Linked DNA regions of Homo sapiens: region 2 is linked to region 1. A link is an interaction called in ENCODE POLR2A ChIA-PET data of the cell type or tissue named here. Cell type or tissue: CD4-positive, alpha-beta T cell. All regions are shown on one strand.

Region 1 (4,000 bases):
TGTTTTCATTTTCAAAGTCCAGAAAGACAACATGATTTTCTAATCCAGACACTGACTTTATATCTGGAGTCTCCGGGCATGGTGTCTCATGCCTGTAATCCTGGCACTTTGGGAGGCCAAGGTGGGTGGATCACCTGAGGTCAGGAGATTGAGACCAGCCTGGCCAACATGGTGAAACCCCGTCTCTACTAAAAATATAAAAAATAGCCAGGCGTGGTGGTGGGCACCTATAATCCCAGCTACTTGGGAGGCTGAGGCAGGAGAATCACTGAGGCAGGAGAATCACTGAGGCAGGAGGCAGAGGTTGCAGTGAGTTGAAATTGCGCCACTGCACTCCAGTCTGGGTGACAGAGTGAGACTCTGTCTTAAGAAAAAAAACAAAACCTGAAGAGCCAGGGAGTATACATTCCTTAGTATGGAACTGGTAGTTCTGCCTTTGAAAAGCAGAATCCCCAACTTGTTAGGGTTAACAGACAGGTCCTCAAGCCTTGACTCGTTGGCTAGATTCCCAAGCCAACTGCACCCTCCTCCCCTAAAGGAGGGGCCATTCTGTGGTGAATCCCAGCCTCTGCTCCCATCACCGTCCCCCAATTGCAGTCCTCCCAGCCCCAGAGGGTAGCTCCTCCTTCACAATGAGGGACTGTGGAGACACTTGGATGAGGCTTTGTGCTCTGCTAGGATCAATTCAAATTTGGGTGAGACAGAAAGAAGAGATGAACAGCCAGACATTTGAGAAGAAAGAAAACAGAGCCAGCCACTGAATGACAATTAAGTATGTGACGATATCCACCCACTGCCAGGACCAACAGACGCTCTCCGTATTGTACGCACTGGGAAGTTTAAGATATTCTGCTGCATGTTTTCATAATGAGACTTCTTTTCAGAGAGGGAAGCTAGAAAGCATCATCCTATATGAAAAAAAAAAAAAAATGAAACTAACATGAAACACTGAATAAAAGGATAAAGAAAAAAGAAGCAAAGCTGTAGCTGCGCATTTGAGTCATTATCCTAGAAACTTTACGTGTTACCTTACTGTCCCTTACAACTGCTCTGTAACGTGTGGAGGGAGGAGTGGAATTCTAGATGGTGTTCCGCCAGACTGCACTCCGAGTGCATCAGCACCGCATGTTTTATCTGAACTATATTTACAGTGTATAAGATGATTCAGGTCAGCCTTCTATTTCAGAAATTCACAATCTATGGGAAAGTTCTGGCAAAGTACACACCAGAACTAGATTTAAAGACAAATATTCCAGCTCCCAGCCCAGGATGTGCCCCAACACAGAGAGGCCTCTAGAAAGAGACTGATTTCTGCCAGGTTCCAGTAGGACTAATTGGCTCTTACTTTCCTCCAGACAAGGATGCCGTCTGCAGTCTGTCATCTCATCTGTATGGATAACGTAGGGTCTGCTACAGAGTACAACTTTGAAAAATATTTAGGAAAAAATTAACAAACTATGCTGGAGGTTGTGCAGCAACGCTGAATTCATAAAACCTGGGCTAATCTATGTCCTGAAGATTCTTCCTCTAGGCCATCTTCTGCTTAAAAGGATGAGAAATGGTAAATGGGATTTAGGAAAAATTTGAGTTGGAAATAAATCGATTCCCACACAGGCTGTATATTTGCATCTACATATTCAAAGGGTCTTGATTCTGCTGTGGTTTACTGACACGTAGCTGGCTTTAATACATATTTACTGAAGCCCTACCACCTGCAGACGTCCTGACCCAACTGTCCACATGCACACCAGTCCCAGGCTCATGGCATTAGTGCACTTTCCCAGCATTTCTTCCCCTGGGGATGTGAAAGGATTCTGCTTCCTGTAGGATGCTGAGGTCCCTGCTGTAGAGCAGTGAGGATGGGCGGCTTCGGGTTGGCACCCTGTGTGTTTACTCCGAGTCAGATTTTTAAAAATGCATCCCAGAGTGCTCTCACATGTTCTTCATAATGGATATGGTTCTGACATTTTCCCTGAGTCTCTAATCCTGATGAAAAGCAGATGGTATTTACTTGCAAAACTCCAATCTGACCTGCCAGTGTTATCCTCTCCTGCGACCTGGCTCTTTGCCATTGGCCCTAAGAGGGATCCTAGCAGGCACAGCCTTCTCAGACTCAACCATTCCCATCCCTCCTTCATCCTGTGCTGGGAAGGGAGCCATTCCATCCATGCCTAGGGGTGGCTTCTGGAAGTTCCCTCTGCCTGACACATAACCAGTGCACCCTGCCGTCTTCAAGCAAGACCTCACTTAAAACAACCTGGACAGCCAGGCGCGGTGGCCCACGCCTGTAATCCCAGCACTTTGGGAGGTTGAGGCGGGAGGATCACCTGAGGTTGGGAGTTTGAGACCTGCCTGACCAACATGGAGAAACCCTGTCTCTACTAAAAATACAAAATTACCTGGGTGTGGTGGTGCATGCCTGTAATCCCACCTACTTGGGAGGCTGAGGCAGGAGAATCACTTGAACCTGGGAGGTGGAGGTTGTGGTGAGCCAAGATTGTGCCACTGCACTCCAGCCTGGGAAACAAGAGTGAAACTCTGTCTTAAAAACACCACCCTGGACACATAAGAACCTGCCATACGCTTGATCATGGCAGAAGAGTCAGAACATTTATTACAATCACCTATTCTGAGTATGAACAGGTTATCTCATTCATTCATCCATTCACTTATTTATGAGATGTTTAAAAAGTGCCCCATGCAGTAGACACTGTGGTGATACTGAAGGAATCCAGGACACAAGTACTTTCTTCTGTGAGCTTTCTTCTTCTTTTTTTTTTTTTTTTTTTTTTAACAGGTCTTGCTCTGTGGCCCAGCAGGCTGGAGCTCAGAAATATTAACATCTGCCTGAGACAGATCCCCAGGAAGTCTAAAGGCTGGGAAAAAAAAAATAGGCATACAGACAGTTTGGTTTCCTTCTCATTACACCATCTGGTGTGATCTCGGCTCCCTGCAACCTCGACCTCCCAGGCTCAAGTGATCCTCCTGCCTCAGCCTCCCGAGTAGCTGGGACTACAGGCGTGTGCCACTGCCTGGCTAATTTCTGTATTTTTTGTAGAGACAGGGTTTCACCATGTTACCCTGGCTGGTCTCAAATCCCTGAGCTCAAGTGATCTGCCTGCCTCATCCTCCCAGAGTGCTGGGACTACAGGCATGAGCCACTGTGCCCGTCCTTCTTCCAATAAGAGGAAAAGTAAATAAATAATTAAGAAAATATTAAAAATCAGGGCCCTAAACATGGGAAAACAGCAGGGCCAATACAGAAAGCGAAGGATGAGCCCTATGGGAGAGAGGAGAAACACTGAGGTGTTACCTGGGCTTCCTCTCAGAAAAACCAGCTGTGCAGTGGCCCTGAGGAAGGGAGAGCTCGGTGTGTGCACACAAAGAAGGAACTGTGTGGTCCCGAGAAGGCGCTTCTCCCCGTGCGTCCTGAGAACGCTCCTTCTCCCCGTGCGGTCCTGAGAACGAGCTTCTCCCCGTGCGGTCCTGAGAACGCTGCTTCTCCCCGTGCCGTCCTGAGAACCCTGCTTCTCCCCGTGCGGTCCTGAGAACGAGCTTCTCCCCGTGCGGTCCTGAGAATGCGCTTCTCACCGTGAGGTCCTGAGAACGCTGCTTCTCACCAGGTTCAGTTACAAGGGCTCTTCATAGGCTTAATAGTCTGAAGCCCTCGCAGAGATTTTGTTCATGAAAGTTATAGCTACCACATTAACAATTAAAACTAAGATATTTTAAAACATTATTTGCTTTTTAGTTATTAAAAATATTTTTAAAACCCAGTACCTGTTAATATAAGTGATTATATATTTATGAAAAATAATATTTTCCATAAAAAAGACATTTATTGAAAGAGCGTCATTGTTTCACATTTAGCAAATGTCTTTCATGCGTGTCTTAATAGAGCAGCTGAATTCTCATCTGCCTCTGCACTTAACATATTGCATAAGTTGTTTTGGCTGAAGCATTTGAAGATAATCCAACCCCACAGATGATGTAGTTGCAT
Region 2 (4,000 bases), 130 kb after region 1:
TGCTTACTGCGGTGCCCTGCATGTTTTGTGTTGCATGGGACAAGATGGCATGTGCTTTCATGGAAAGTCACTGGAAATAATAAAACAATCCTGCGAAAAGCAGTTGCGACCCCGTTGATGCCCTCACCCAGAGTAAGAAGCTGGGATGCTATGGCCACTGCAGGCCCACTCAGCCAGGCACCCTTTGTTCAGAGAAATGGGAACGGCCATTCAGTTCCCGCCAGTGTGGGTGACACGCAGACCTTTTGAGGAATAACAAGACCACTGTGTCTATAAGACTGAGTGAATTCTTCCTTCTCTCAAACAGCAGACATGACCCAATTGTCCTTGAGTTTATATAAACTGCAGTCACACTTAGGTATGGTTTCAATTCATATTCCACTTGAAGGTAGTAAGATCTATAGTTTTGTTGCCCCCATATGAATGAACACTTTCTTTAATCATCCTCAATCGCTTCTAAATATTGAGGGAATCCTGGGCAGAAACATACTAGAGTGGAAACAAGACACAGATGTCACTGAGAAGGAGCCTCACATCCCTGGGCTCATCTCTGAAGTAAGAGAATCATACCTGAACTGTCCTCCCCACAGGGGATGATGAAAACCCAAGAGAATAATGGATTTAAAATCATTTTGCAGAATGTTAATATGCCACTTTTACTACTGTTATCATTCCCCAGTGTTAGAAAAAAGACTTACTTAAAATGTTTTTACCTAATAAATTAGTGTTTATTCATTTATTTATTCATTCAGCATAAATTTGTTGATCATTAGTGTGTGCCAGGCACAATTCTAGACTCTTGTGATTTACAAATAAGTTAGATAGCAAAGTGTCTACCATAATGGAATGTAGCTTTTCCGTGGGGAAAGACAGAACATGAATGCATAAACAGGTATATACACACACATAATCCACAAGGGAAAATTGATGAATTGGATGTCACTAAAATTAAAACTTTTGCTCTACAAAACACTCTGTTAAGACAACGAAAAGACAAGCAACAAGGTAGCAAAAATACTTAGAAATCAAATATTCATCAAAGAACTAGTATCTAGAATATACAATGAAATCTCAAATTCAACGATTTAAAACAATGTAGTAAGAAAATGGGCAAAAGACATGGGCAGATAGTTCACTAAAGATGAAATTTAAATGTACATGAAAAGATATTTAATTCCATCAACTATTAGGCAAATGCCAGTTAAAACCATGATGAGCTGTCACTACATACCTAGAATGAGTGACATAAAACACAAAGAAAACACCAAATTTTGACTAAGACAATGAGAAACTGAATCACTGGTACATTGATCGAGGCAAAGTGAAATGGTATAGCCACTCACACCAGTTTGGCGTTTTCTTTTAAAGCTAGCCATGTAATTGCTGTATGACCCAGCTATCCCACTCTCAGGCATTAATCCCAGAGAGATGGAAATGTACATTCACAGTAAAACCTGCACACACATCTTTACAGAAGCTTTATTCATGGTAGCCAAAAACTGGAAATAGCCCAGATGGCCTCCAGAGCATGAAGAGTTAAACTGTGTACAGCCATGCCATGGAATACTACTCAGCCATTAGAAAGAATAAACTATTGATACAACCCAGATGGAAGCTCCAGAGAATTATGCTGAATAAGAAAAGCCAATCTGCAAGGTTTGCACAGTGTATGACTTCATTTATAGAACGTTCTTGAAATAACAAAACGACAGGAAACACTGATGAGTGGTTGCCAGGAGTTCAGGGTAGGAGAGTTGGCTCTGAAAGGGAAGGAATATGGGTGTGGCTCTGAAAGGAAAGAGGCTGGGCTTGGTTATGAAAAAAGATGGTGGGGGTGGCTATGTGCAGGGCAGAAGTGGGCGTGGCTATTAATTGGAAGGGGGATGGACGTGGCAATGAAAGACAATGGGGTGGTCATGGTTATGAAAGGAAAAGGATGGGCGTGGCTCTGAACAGGAAAAGGGTGAGTGTGGCTATGAAAGGGAAAGGAGTGAACTTGGTGATGAACAGGAAGAGGCTGGGCGTGGCTGTGAAAGGGCAGGGAGTGGGCGTGGTGATGAACAGGAAAAGGCTGGGCGTGGCTATGAAAGGGAAGAGGGTGGACTTGGTGATGAAAGGGCAGGATGTGGGCGGGGCTATAAAAGGACACAGAGGAACTCTTGCTCCTTCGGTGATAGTTATCTGCATGTTGACTGTGGTCATAGACACAGAAACCTACACTGGTGCTAAAATCGCATGCACATATATGAACACAAGAGAAGTAGGAAATCTGGACATCGGTGGGAGGAATCAATGTCGTTCTGCCTGTATGTGCTATGGTTCTGCAAAATGTTGTCATTGGCGGACACTGAGACGGGTGCATGGGATCTCTGTATTCTTTCTTCCAGCTGCATGTGAATCTACAGTTACCTCAAAACAGTTTAAAACCAAAATCTGTGTGATATAATCCCAGATAATGACAAATGCCGTAAAGAAAAACCCACTCATTCTCATTTGGGAGATTAGAGGAAGGGTGGATGAGGAGAAAGGCCAGCAAAACTTTGGCTGAGAACAGAGTGTGACTGAGAGCCCCAAGGAGCTTCCGCCTGGCTGCTGTTATTTTTGTTTTGCAGCTAAGCTGCCTGCTAAACATGCCGTTTAAGAGTTCATCCTGGGAATTCCATTACCAGTGATCACAAGCAGCATCTGTGACAGGGAACTGTGAGCAGCCAGAACCGTGGGTGCATATTCCTTCCTACCGCACCTGAAGAACTGGGAAAAGGAGGTCACTGACTCACTCACTCCTTACCTAATTGTTCTGTGAATCTTTACCTAGTGAGGACCTATTGTTAAAAGCACACTGTAGTTGGATGGATGGATGGATGGACGGATGGATGTGCACACACATTTAGTAAGCAGCAGCATCATATACCCTGCAAGGGCATTTAGCCTATAGTTCATTTGTCAGTGGCTTTTAAATCTACATCTCATAAATTACTCCCAGACGGGAATGCATCTTGGAACAAAGGTAGTCTCACCTCCAGCAATTACTCTAACTCCCCTTCCTCCAAGAGGGGTTCTCATGTTTGTGAGGGTGTGTCCTCACGCCTGGAGAGCCTGAGGGACCCAGGAAAGGAGCCAGGAGCACCCAAACTGGAGTATTTGGACAAGCAGCCCTGATGAGAGGCTGAAGGTGCTTTGCTGTTTCACCTGGGAATGGGAAGGGCACTCCTGACTCCATGATTTGTGAATGTGCGCCTGGAGAACAGAGCACGCTCCAAATAAAACCTTTCATTTTGTCCACAAAATTCTGTTTTGTAGATACTTATCACTTTAATGAAAAACCTGTCCCTCTCCTGACAATGATCAGTCATATCTGCCGTTGAGGCACTGGGACTGCGGCTGCTCCCACAGGAATGGCCTGATGGTCTCCAGGTCTTCCTCCTTGTTACCTTTTGTGAACACTGAAGAATAGAAAAAACACTTTTCCCAAAACAACGATGGACAACACGATGAATCTATAGAACATGCTAACAAGCTTAAAGTGATAGAGATGAATTTTTAGGATTACCAGTAGAGTAAGTCATTGTGTAAATTAACGTAATAATATTTTATGAAAGCAAAATATTATGATTGTTTTAAGCATAGTACTGGCAATATATTAGAGTGGCTTTGATTATTAATGTCCAATCCTACTATTTCTCAATCACTTGTTTTGCTTTATGTTGGTTTGTTTATAAGATTTATTTAAATTTGTCTATTTTTTGTCTTTCAAATGGTGAGAATTAACTTGCATTTTTATAAAACCACTATGTCGAATACCATTCCAACCTTTCTTAGTCAATTTAGTAAGTAATAGCTCAGAATGTGTTGGAAATAACTGTGCCTACTATATAAACATTAATCACAGAAGTTTATGCATAAGCCCCATTTTAAACACTATTTGGATGTTGCTTTATAGCTATAACAAATAAAAAATTTTAAATTATTACCCAAGATGTTGCATTTTGTTTTGCTTTTT

Evidence for each region. Peaks named below come from ENCODE experiments on the same cell type or tissue, not always from the same donor. Only the 100,000 strongest peaks of a DNase experiment are listed, where the experiment ranks them.
Region 2: POLR2A ChIA-PET joins it to region 1 with 5 read pairs; 2 of 35 experiments call an interaction of 5 or more read pairs at or near these places.

The regions. Positions count from the first base shown.
Region 1 is chr2:2,189,348-2,193,347 of GRCh38, reverse strand. All of the region lies in intron 2 of MYT1L (myelin transcription factor 1 like), which reads left to right. Among named protein-coding and RNA genes, the nearest start is that of MYT1L-AS1, 130 kb to the left of the region's middle. In CD4-positive, alpha-beta T cell, no CTCF peak of the experiment used is centred here; no DNase peak of the experiment used is centred here.
Region 2 is chr2:2,055,367-2,059,366 of GRCh38, reverse strand. The region is part of intron 3 of MYT1L (myelin transcription factor 1 like); the gene reads left to right. Among named protein-coding and RNA genes, the nearest start is that of MYT1L-AS1, 260 kb to the left of the region's middle. In CD4-positive, alpha-beta T cell, no CTCF peak of the experiment used is centred here; a DNase peak (open chromatin) is centred at 2,086.